2 separate regions of the Mus musculus genome follow, and region 2 is linked to region 1. A link is a loop called in an ENCODE intact Hi-C map of the cell type or tissue named here. Cell type or tissue: heart. All regions are shown on one strand. Links, peaks and the distances in the headings refer to the core of each region. The heading gives the core; the rest is flanking DNA.

Evidence for each region. Peaks named below come from ENCODE experiments on the same cell type or tissue, not always from the same donor. Only the 100,000 strongest peaks of a DNase experiment are listed, where the experiment ranks them.
Region 2: a loop joins it to region 1, with 7 times the contacts of the local background. A loop is called at or near these places in 39 of 42 quality-filtered maps.

What each region holds. Positions count from the first base shown.
Region 1 is chr14:74,761,390-74,766,774 of GRCm38, reverse strand. All of the region lies in intron 18 of Lrch1 (leucine-rich repeats and calponin homology (CH) domain containing 1), which reads left to right. Among named protein-coding and RNA genes, the nearest start is that of Esd, 32 kb to the right of the region's middle. In heart, for the core only: a CTCF peak has its summit at 2,432 (motif pointing left); a DNase peak (open chromatin) is centred at 2,324.
Region 2 is chr14:74,987,832-74,993,216 of GRCm38, reverse strand. No RefSeq gene overlaps it. Among named protein-coding and RNA genes, the nearest start is that of Gm4278, 15 kb to the right of the region's middle. In heart, for the core only: a CTCF peak has its summit at 2,510 (motif pointing right); no DNase peak of the experiment used is centred there; H3K27ac peaks cover 294 bases.

The sequences.
Region 1 (5,385 bases), core at 153-5,152:
TGTTGGTGCTGGAGAGATGGTCTATTGGTTAAGAGCACTAACTGCTCTTTAGGAGAGCCTGAGTTCTGTTCCCAGGACCCAAGCCACTAGCTTCTACTCCAAGGCATCCACTACCCTCTTCTGGTGTGTGTGTGTGTGTGTGTGTGTGTGTGTGTGTGTGTGTGTGTGAGAGAGAGAGAGAGAGAGAGAGAGAGAGAGAGAGAGAGAGAGGGAGAGAGAGAGAGAGGCAAGGAGGGAGAGAGAGAGCTTGCACATATAAATCTTTAAATTATCCTACCATCATAAAGGATTTCCATTATCATCAGCCCACCTGGTATTTTACCTGAGGGTATCAGGCTGAACCCAGAGGATACAGGCAACATGAGCCCTTGGACTCAGAGTAGCCTTTCATTTGAGATTGCTGTACTTAACAAGGAAGTTACAATAAAAAGCTAATACCCCAGCAAAATATTTAAAAGTATATATACATATAATATGCATTTTAAATGCTTTGCTCACTTGGAAATTGTATTTGTGAAATATGTCACAGATATTGTCAATCTTTAAGTTGAAAGCAAAATACAACTTATCTTTCTTACTGGCATATCAGTTATAATTCCTATTAATTTTGAACTCCATGACTTAAAATCCTGGTTCAGACTTGGCAGTAGTACATACCTTTTAATCCCAGTTCTCAAGGCAGAGGCAGGCAGATCTCTGTGAGTTCAAGGCCAGCTTGGTCTACATAGTAAGTTCCAGGCCACCTCCTGGTTTGCAAACTCAGTGCATATGGAAGCTGAATCCTGATAGCAGCAGGCTGTGAGGGCTGCCCAGAAATCTCAACAGCCAATTATGACACATAAATTCCACATAAGTAGAGATAAAACATGGGAGCAGAGGCATCCTGCTGTCTTTGAAGAGTAGTGAAGGGATTTAGATAATAACCTATTATGTGCCAGGCTTTCCTACTGCACATCTCAGAAGCCTCCTTTAGACTCTTCTGTTATATCATCCCAGGGCCCCGAAGGCAAGTTTGGAGGCTCTTGAATTTGAGGCCATTCTGAACTATACCATGAAGCCCTGACTCCAGAAGAAAAGAAAAGAAGAGAAAAGAAAAGAAAAAAGAAAGGAAAAGAGAAAAGAAAAGAGGATTGGAGATTCAACTTTAGATTTTGTATTTTTCCCTTAGTAATGTTTAAGCTCTAGGTGTGATGAATGAAAAGCTCACACTTTTGTGCCACTGATGTGCACATAATGCCACTTGGAGCACATAAGGCCACTTGAATATTAAGACTGTTCCAATTCAAGAGCAGTGTGCACATTGCACAGCCTGCGGTGGTGGGGTGTGATGGTGGATGGAGGTTCCTGTCCAGTTTACATAGGGCTCACTGGGGGCTCTACTTTTGTCATGGACTTAAGAACTTGAAGTAAGGGTTGACTCCTGCTATTTGCTAGTAAGCAGAAATGTGTGCTTCTTTCCGGTGCTTCTTCCGTGTGGTGTTAATTGTATGCACTCTCTTTCTGTTCTAATGGCTGCCCTCGGATTAGGCCGACCTGTGCTCTCCGTATGACATCCTGCAGTTGGATTTTCGTCACATTCGAAAGACTGTTGACACTCTGCTGGCCCTCGGGGAGAAACCCCCACAGTCAACTTCTGCCCTCCGCTCCAGGGACCTTATAGGCTTCTGTCTTATCCATGTTCTCCTTATAGTACTGGTCTATATCGCTTACCGCTGGAATGCTCTGTCTGCCTAACTCCTGCATGCGCATCCAAACGCTCTGCTCTGGCATCCTGGTCCAGCCCAGCTCCTCCCCCCATTGGAGCCTTTGCCTTGCAGACTCTCCCATCCCTGTCATCTCTTCAGTTAGCTGTCGAGTTTTGAAACTGAACATTTATAAGCCAGATTTTTCCTGAAGCACAAACTTTGTAGAATACAGTTCCCACTGGGTAATTTTTTGCATTTAACTAAAAGCGACAGCGACAGCGACAAAGCCTGTCAGTGCATACCTCATACTCCTTCACACTCGTGGTGTGGGCAGCGATGCTCCTGTAGGTCCTGCTCTCTCCCATGAGCCTCTGCTCTGTGCAGGAGGTAAGGAGAACCAGGACAGGAACAGGGTGGGGTTAGCATACAGGAGTCTTGATACTTGATTCTGGTCCTAATTCAGGACTGGCAGTTGATCTGTAGAGGGGTTGCCTTGCAGAGAAAAGCCAGCATTTGGGCTCAGTCTAATTTATAAACATCTCTAATGGTACCATTGCTGACCAAGCTGAGAAGTCGTATCTGGAGAATGACTGCTTTGCTGGCTGGTTAGTTGGAGTCCTCCCTGTTTGCTGCAAGGGGCTTGTGAAGGGCACCCAGGAGGATTGCAGCCAATGTCCACCAGAGCATGCCCTCTGTGCCCTCTGCAGGCCTAATCTGGGGAAGTGCCTTCCTGTTAGAGCGCCACCTGGTGGATCTGCTTAGCCCGCTTTTCCTTTTTATTAGGTGGTGTTCTGAAGCTGAGAAAAGGGTTTTATAGAAGGGATTTCTATTTTTGCATAATGTGACGGGGTCGCTTTACTTTCTTGGTATATTGAATAACTGCAGACCCAGAATGTGATGCATTTGACTCTTCAGTTTCAAATAAGTCTATGGATCCTGGAACACTCTTAGCACCAGGGGCCTTGGGTTACTATAGCAGCAGATGATAAGATCGCTCTTATTTTAGATGAATGTTTTTCCCCATTTACTTTGAATGTCCATTTGGCCTTTGATTTTTAGTAATATTAATGATCCAACTGTTTATTTTTAAGTCCGTTTTTAAAGGCTTGCGTATCGGCCTCTCAGCTTTTGGGGCAAAGTGCTTCTTTTTGTGGTTAAAGGAAGAAATGTTAGACTCTAATCATGTTGGCCCATATCTTGCTGAGTCTCTGGAAGCCTCTTTACAATGTGAGAAGGCCCTGCTGCAAGCTCCAGCCACATTGTCGGCTTCCTTTTATATCCTTCTTGCCGAACACTGCTTCTCGTGTTGGGAAGGTGGTGGTGTTAATGCCGTCAAGATAAATGTCCAGTTTGCTGAGATATGAACGTTCCTCAGATATGGCTGCTATGAAGATTATCATATTTTTCTGAACATATTCATGAGAACAGGGGAGATGAGATTCTGAGATGCCTCCATACTTGAAGGGTTATATTTATAGAATCTTTGCTGCTAAATCAGATATGATTTTAAAACAAAAAACAGAAAGCATTCTTTATGCCATAAGATGTTAGATTGTCTGAGCCTCTTCCTCCCAGCATTGTGTTGATGGTGAATACAGGGTTCGTGATGTGAGTTGTGTCTGAAAGCCACAGAGTTATGAGTCGTCTTTGGTGCTATCTTGTACTTTTCTGTAACAATAAAATCCCTTTGTACAGTGTCTGGTGACCACCCTGAGCCGTAAATTGCTTAATAAACACAATTGGGTGATTAATCCAAGCTTTTTATTTTTTTCTTGGCCTGTTGGTGCATTTATTCCTGGGTGCCCAGAATGATTCTTGGCATTTCTACCCAGCTCTGCCATGCATGGGGACTTTCTTTCAGTGTTTGCCACAGTTTGTTTGTTTCCATCTTCTTAATGGTGGGCAAAAGGAGAATTGAGAAAACGTGCTAGTTTGCTGGCTCAAGGAAAAAAAATAGCATCAATAAACATCAAGTGAGTAAAACAGTCCCATGAGATTAGATTGATCTTCAATGGTAGCTTCCCGAATATTTCTCCTCTGGCATCCCAAGGATGCCCTGGCTATGCTTTTCATCTTCCATGTCCTTAATTTACATCGAATGTGCTGCTCTCCGTGGGGGTTGCTGTGTGATATTTTTCATTATCTAGTATGGTCACTCCCAGAGCATAATCAACTCAACCCTTCAGGCACCACTTCGAGTGGGTCATTTTGCTTATTGTAAGCAAACCGTTAATTTCTGGTTGGAACACTGGGCCTCTCTGTGGTGCTCCTCCGCAGTTCCAGACAGCAGCTCACAAGCTTATGGGATACCGGCCATTGCCACACAGCTGGGGACACCTGACTAATCTTCCTTCAGGGATTCAGTTGTGTGATTTGTCCCGCATACCAGGGCCCCATCTTCTTTTAAGAAAGAGTGTTTTTAAAGTATTTCCTTCAAATACGTGATAAAGAGAAACAGCTGTTTACATTTCCATTTTGCAGTAGCCATTTGTGAGGTATCCCTTCTACTCCTGCAATGGGTAGAAAATGTTCCACGTAGGGTGAGAATTTCCAAAATGTATATGACCGTCAATTTTCATGGCTCCTTCAGGATTTCAGGCCCAAACCACTTCATTGTCCTTAACACTACAAAAAGGGGACCAGTAAAAAAAAAAAAAAAAGAAAAAAAAAAAAGAAAAAAATCCTTGTTGAATCCCAAGCAGGTCAACTGAGTGGGGTTTTTAAATACACTTAGTATCACAATGCTATTTGTATTGTTTAGTTATCTTCTGAATTCACATCAGTCCCAGTATGAGTTAAAATTTTAGGAGTCTGAGGCAGGTAAAGTGTTTATAGTTTAGGTAAAAACGTTTGGGTGCTGAGAAGTGCACCCAGGGCCTTGGCTTTGTGTCTCCATCTCCTGAAGAATAATTTAATATAATCATCTTTCACGGGCTTTGGTTTTAAAGGCTAGGTTTGAGACTTCAAAATTACCTTTCAACAGGCAACCCTTTGGGTAGGGGGTCCGTGCAATCTACTTTCCTTCCTGCCCTTGGCTTTTCCAGCAGTGTTGTTCATACTTGGTTCATTCAGTTATTCCTCATGTATTGAACGTGCGCTGTGTACTGGCCCTATGGGAGGTGCTGCAGATAAAATAGTGTTCAAGATCCAGGTCCCCATCCTCCGAAAGTTTGTAGTCCAGACCAGGTGTCAGCATACTTTATGATTTTTAGGATGATGGTCTCTGTTGCAACCAACCAGCTTGTCATTAAAGCACGGATGCCACCATACAGGATATATGAACCAGGGAGCTGGTCTGAGTGCCAATAAAACTTTATTCACAAAGAATAGAGGAGGAATCGGACTGGCTTGAAGGTCCTAGTTTGTAGACCCTCAACCAAATGGCTTCTTAGAAAGCAAAGAGGGTTTCCTTGAGAAGGGCCTGAGATGGGTCAATTACCGAATTCTGTGAAACACATAGAAAGAGGGCGTGGCATTCATGAGGGTCCATGCAGATCCCCGAAGCAGTAATATCTGCACTAAGATTAGAGATGTGTAAGCTAGGCGTGAGTGGCAAGGCAGTGGGAGGAAGGGGCTGGCGAGTGGCCTGGCTGCGATATGAAGAATAGTGGAAGAATTAGCAGGAGATTGACCCTGGGGGCAGAGCTAGACCTTTGCATTCATATGCATTAAGATAACACACAGTTAAGCTCCACACAAT
Region 2 (5,385 bases), core at 304-5,303, 230 kb before region 1:
CACTCAGAACACCTAATAAACTGTGAGGTCTACGTAAGTGTTTTGTTATTCTGCATTGTTTAGGAACGGCCGGCAAGAAATGAAGCCAGTGCAGGTTCAGTTACATAGGAATTTAAACAACATCTTTGAGTCAGTGCAAACTGAATCTGTACATACAAAGTTACAAACAGAGGATCTACTTAGAGTTTTTGCCTGTTCTTTGCTTTGAACACAAATTCGCGCCTGGCTATTTCATTGACCCACCGGATGGGTATTTATTGTTCAGCGTGCTGAGCCTCGGGTGGATAGGAGTGAGCAGTTATTGGCCTCAAGACAGAAATTGCACTCATGAAACATGTCTGTTAATGAAAGTCAGATGAACACAAGGCAAGTTACCAGCCCTTTGTGATTGGGAAAATAATTATTTTAAATCAAATTTTAAGTATGTTTTTAAAAATTTTATACACGAATATTCTATTTAAATCATTTCCACCCTTCCTTCGTCACCCTCCAACTCTTCCCATACCCCTTAGCCTCCTCAAATGATTAAAGAAAACCTTTACTTCTTTAATTATTATTAAATTATACACACACACAGATGCACACACACAGATGCACACACACACACAGATGCACACACACACAGATGCACACACATCCTGCTGAGTCTGTCAGTGCTGCTAGTATTTATATGATCATGACTGACCACTAAAATTGGATAACTTACAATCAAGGGATTGATGCCTAAGTACCCTTGTGTGCTGACTAGACTTTTTGTCACCAGCTAGGGTCATCTGGGAAGAGGAAGCCTCAATTGAGAAAGTGCCTCCAACAGATGGGCCTGTAGGCAAGTTGATGGGGGAATTTTCCTCATTAATGACTGATGTAAGAGGACCCACGTCACTAGGGGTGGTGACAGGGTCCTGGGTGCTATAAGAACACAGGCTGAGCAAGAAGCCAGTAAGCACCATTCCCCACATGGCCTCTGCTTCAGTTTCTTCCTCTGGGTTCCTGCCTTCAGGACCAGACTTCAGTTCATGATGGACTGTGATGTGACATGCAAGCCAAGCAAACCCTTCCTCTCCAAGTGGCTTTTGGTTGGGATGTTTTAATACAGCAATTGAAAGTAAGCAGGAGAGATGGCTCAGTGGTTAAGAGCACTGACTGCTCTTCCAGAGGCCCTGAGTTCAGTTCCCAGCAAACACATGGCGGCTCACAACCATCTGTAATAAGATCCAATGCCCACTTCTGGTGTGTCTGAAGACAGTGACAGTGTACTCATTAAAATGAATAAACAAATCTTTTAAAAATGTATATAACAATTTATTCACATTATATTTCCATTGCCCTGGTTAAAAACTAGTATTTAACCTGGGAAACAGCTTAATGTGTAAAAGCTCTTGCTCTGTGATAAGGAGAACTGTGATGGTTTGTATATTCTTGAACCAGGGAGTGGCACCATTTGGAGGTGTGGCCTTGTTGGAATAGGTGTGACCTGGTTGGAGTAGGTGTGTCACTGTGAGTGTGGGCATAAGATCCTCACCCTAGTTGCCTGGAAATCAGTCTTCTACTAGCAGCCTTTGAATGAAGACATAGAACTCACAGCTCTGCATGCACTATGCCTGCCTGGATGCTGCCATGCTCCCACCTTGATGATAATGGACTGAACCTCTGAACCTATAAGCCAGCCCCAATTAAATGTTGTTTTTTATAAGACTTGCCTTGGTCATGGTGTCTGTTCACAGCAGTAAAACCCTAACTAAGACAAGAGCCCAAGTTTTAATCCCCATTGTCCACATTGATGATCATGGCTGTAATCGCAGAATGGGGATGGGGGCAGAGATAGACAGATCCTCCTAGCAACTTCTTGTTCAGCCCAGCCAAAGCACCAAACTTCCTGTTCAATGAAGGGACCCATCTAGAGGTTATAAGCCGAGAGCTGTAGTGGAAGACATCTGATATCATTGGGTCTCTAAATGTATGCATGTGGGTGGGTATGCATATTCATATGCCTATACATATGTGTCACACTAGGAGGAGGAGGAGGAGGAGGAGGAGGAGAAAGAAAGAAAGAAAGAAAGAAAGAAAGAAAGAAAGGAAGGAAGGAAGGAAGAAAGAAAGAAAGAAAGAAAGAAAGAAAGAAAGAAAGAAAGAAAGAAAGAAAGAAAGAGCACCTTGAAAGATGAGCAGCTAGTTGTCTGAGGGTTGAGGGAGACAATGATAGAGGAGCTACCAGGAAAAAAAGACATGTGCTAGATCCTGAATTCTTCTGGCCTTGACCTTCTGAGACTGTGGAATTATGAAAAGATCTTTCATCTGTGGTCTCATTACGCATTTACTAAAGCAACTTCATAAGCTTATACAAAAAGATTACAACCACATAACTATACCTTTAGCCTGTGGAACATTCTGATATGAATTTGCTAAGAGACATGCCAGTGAAAGCAGCAACGGGTCTCAAAGACAGCAATTAGGCATGATTGAATACACATGCCCCAGCAACACAGAACTTCATTACAGTTGTCTTTTAAATAGAAAACCACAAGAGGGCACCAGACTTCACTTTTCTTGAAAACAGCTACCATGCACTGTAAAGTTTGAAACAGGTCCCAAAGTTCAAGGGCATCTGGGGTGGGGGGTGGGGGAGGGAACCTTATTCTTTAATGTGTGCTTCTGCTCTCTAATAAAATTGTAAACATATATCTTCATGTAATTTTTCATGAATGTGGATAATGATATTGTTTTTCAAACTCAATATATATATATATATATATATTTTTTTTTAACTAAATTATTGTTTCTTGCATTCAGATTCAGGTCTAATAGTCTATAGCTGATGAACGAAGCAAAGAAACATCCAGATTGCTTCTTGATACTCATCTCCCAGCCTGGGTAGCCTCTGCTGGCCCATGGGAAGTTGGCTCCTTTGTTTATTTATTCATCCACTTAGCAAATCTTCCTTCAGGTTTTACTATGTGTGGGCAAGCTGCTGGCTGTTGAAACATCTGTACAAACCCAAGGGCCCTGCCCTCAATGAGTTTATCATCTAAAATGAACCAGACACATAAACAGACAAACAAGGAGTGGGCAGTGCTCTGAGGGCGTGGTGTCTATGCCACTGTGTGTCCCCAAAACCCCAGTTGTTGACAGTGTAGGGATAAGAGGCCTGGGGAACTGTGAGCTGGGCTTCAGTGTTAGTCCTGCCTGAGTCTCTGGTTGCGAGCTCTCTGACCTCATCTACCTCAGTTTACCCGTAGAGCTGAAACTGTTGCCCTCAATAATCTGAGACTCAAGCCTCGATATCAAACATGACATTTCAAGGCTTTCTTTTTTTATTGTGGCAAAACATGTACATATTTATAACCATTGAAGTGTGTGTGTGTGTGTGTGTGTGTGTGTGTGTGTGTGTTGCCATAATCTTAACCTATTTAAAGTGTGAAATTCTGTGACATTGAATGCATTCACCTTTTTGTACAACCGACACCATTTCTGGAATTTTCTCATTGACTCAAACAGAGACTTTGTCTGGGTCCCTAGAAGAGCCTCGCTGTTCTTTACCCAGCGGAGCTCCAGCGTTTACCCATCCTTGGTATCTGCTCTAAGGCCTCCTGCTAAGCTTCCTCACTCTCTAAAGAGTGGCAAAGGCCACCAATACCTCTGCTGCCCAGCTCTTCCCCCCACCAATACCTCCTCCTCTGCCTATGCTCCTCCCCCACACCATCCTCCTGGCTTTCTATCTTCAGGAGTTACTTCTCCTTTTCTAAGATTAAGGCTAAATTCCCAGGCGGCTTCTTACAGCAGTGAGACAGCTCAATGGCTCAGAGTCTCACTGTTTTCCTTATAAGTCCAGCTCCAGGGGATGAGATAGTCTTTTCTGACCTCCTTAGGCACCTACATGCACAGGGCATACATTCACATAGACAGACAGACAGACAGACAGACACACACACACACACACACAAAACACACACACACACCCAACACACACACACACACACACACACACACACACACACACACACACTCAGAGATCTTTTTAAAAATATGTAAAGCAAATTAGAACCACTTTCACTATTAGAGTTATGTGCTGGCGAGTTTTACGTCAACCTTATACAAACTGTAGTTATCTGAGCAGAGGGAACCTCAGCTGAGGAAATGCCTCCCTAAGATCTTGCTTATAGGCAAGCCCATAGAGCATTTTCCTAGTTAGTGATTGGTGGAGGAGGGCCCAGGCCTGGGCTGGTGGTCCTGGGTTCTTTAAGAAAGCAGGCTGAGCAAGCCAGTAAGCAGCACTACCCCATGGCCTCTGCATCAGCTCCTGCCTTCAGGCCCCTGACCTGTTTGAGTTCCTGTCCTTACTTCTTCAGTGGTGAATACAACACGGAAGTGTAAGGCAAAGAAACCCTTTCCTCCCCAGATTGCTTTTGGTCGTGGTGGTTCATCGCAATAGCGTAACCCCAAGTAAGACAAGTCAACTTGTGTAAAAGTGCATCTCCATGGATATATTTAGAAGGAAAACCTTTCACACATAAAATTATGGAAACCATACTTGGATACAAAATGTGAGTTTTAGCAATTAATAACAGGAATCCATATTATTACTTTTCACAGTGCTGAACAGTTACGAGTGATTTTTCTGTAACAAATCCTTCTATGCATGCCTTCGATAACTATGATGTTTATATTCATACTTAGAGTTTTTCATACAACCAATGTATTCATTTTCTTTTTATTTTTTAAAGATGTATGTATTTATTTATTTATTATATGTAATTACACTGTCGCTGTCCTCAGACACCCCAGAAGAAGGCATCAGATCCCATTACAGATGGTTGTGGGCCATCATGTGGCTGCTGGGAATTGAACTCAGGACCTTCAGAAGAGCAGTCAGTGCTCTTAACCTCTGAGACATCTCTCCAGCCCCATTTTCTTTTTAAAAATATTTATTTTTTATTAACTTTTACGTGTGTGTGTGTGTGTGTGTGTGTGTGTGTGCAGGTGCCCACAGGGGCTAAAAGTGTTAGTTCCGCCAGAGCTGGAGTTACAGGCAGTTGTGAGCCACCTGATGTGGATGCTGGGGACCAAACTGAATTCTCTGCAAGAGGCGTTCTTCACTTAAGGGCTGAGCCATCCCCTCAGCCCTCTTAGTATTTCTTACTAACTAGGTTACATTGACAGTAACACTATTCTCCTGGGACAATCTATATCTAAACTATTCATGTCTTGTTTGAATAGCACAAATGGTAGAAAAAAAAAACCTAAACTAGTCTCAAAGAGATCTCTTGAAATGGAATAGAAAATGAGATGGCAATGACTTTTTTTAGTAAGAAAATTGATTTGTGATATATTTTCAAAAGGTCACCAGTATCAAGTTCCAACAAACTTTCCCTGCAAATGTAAATGTGA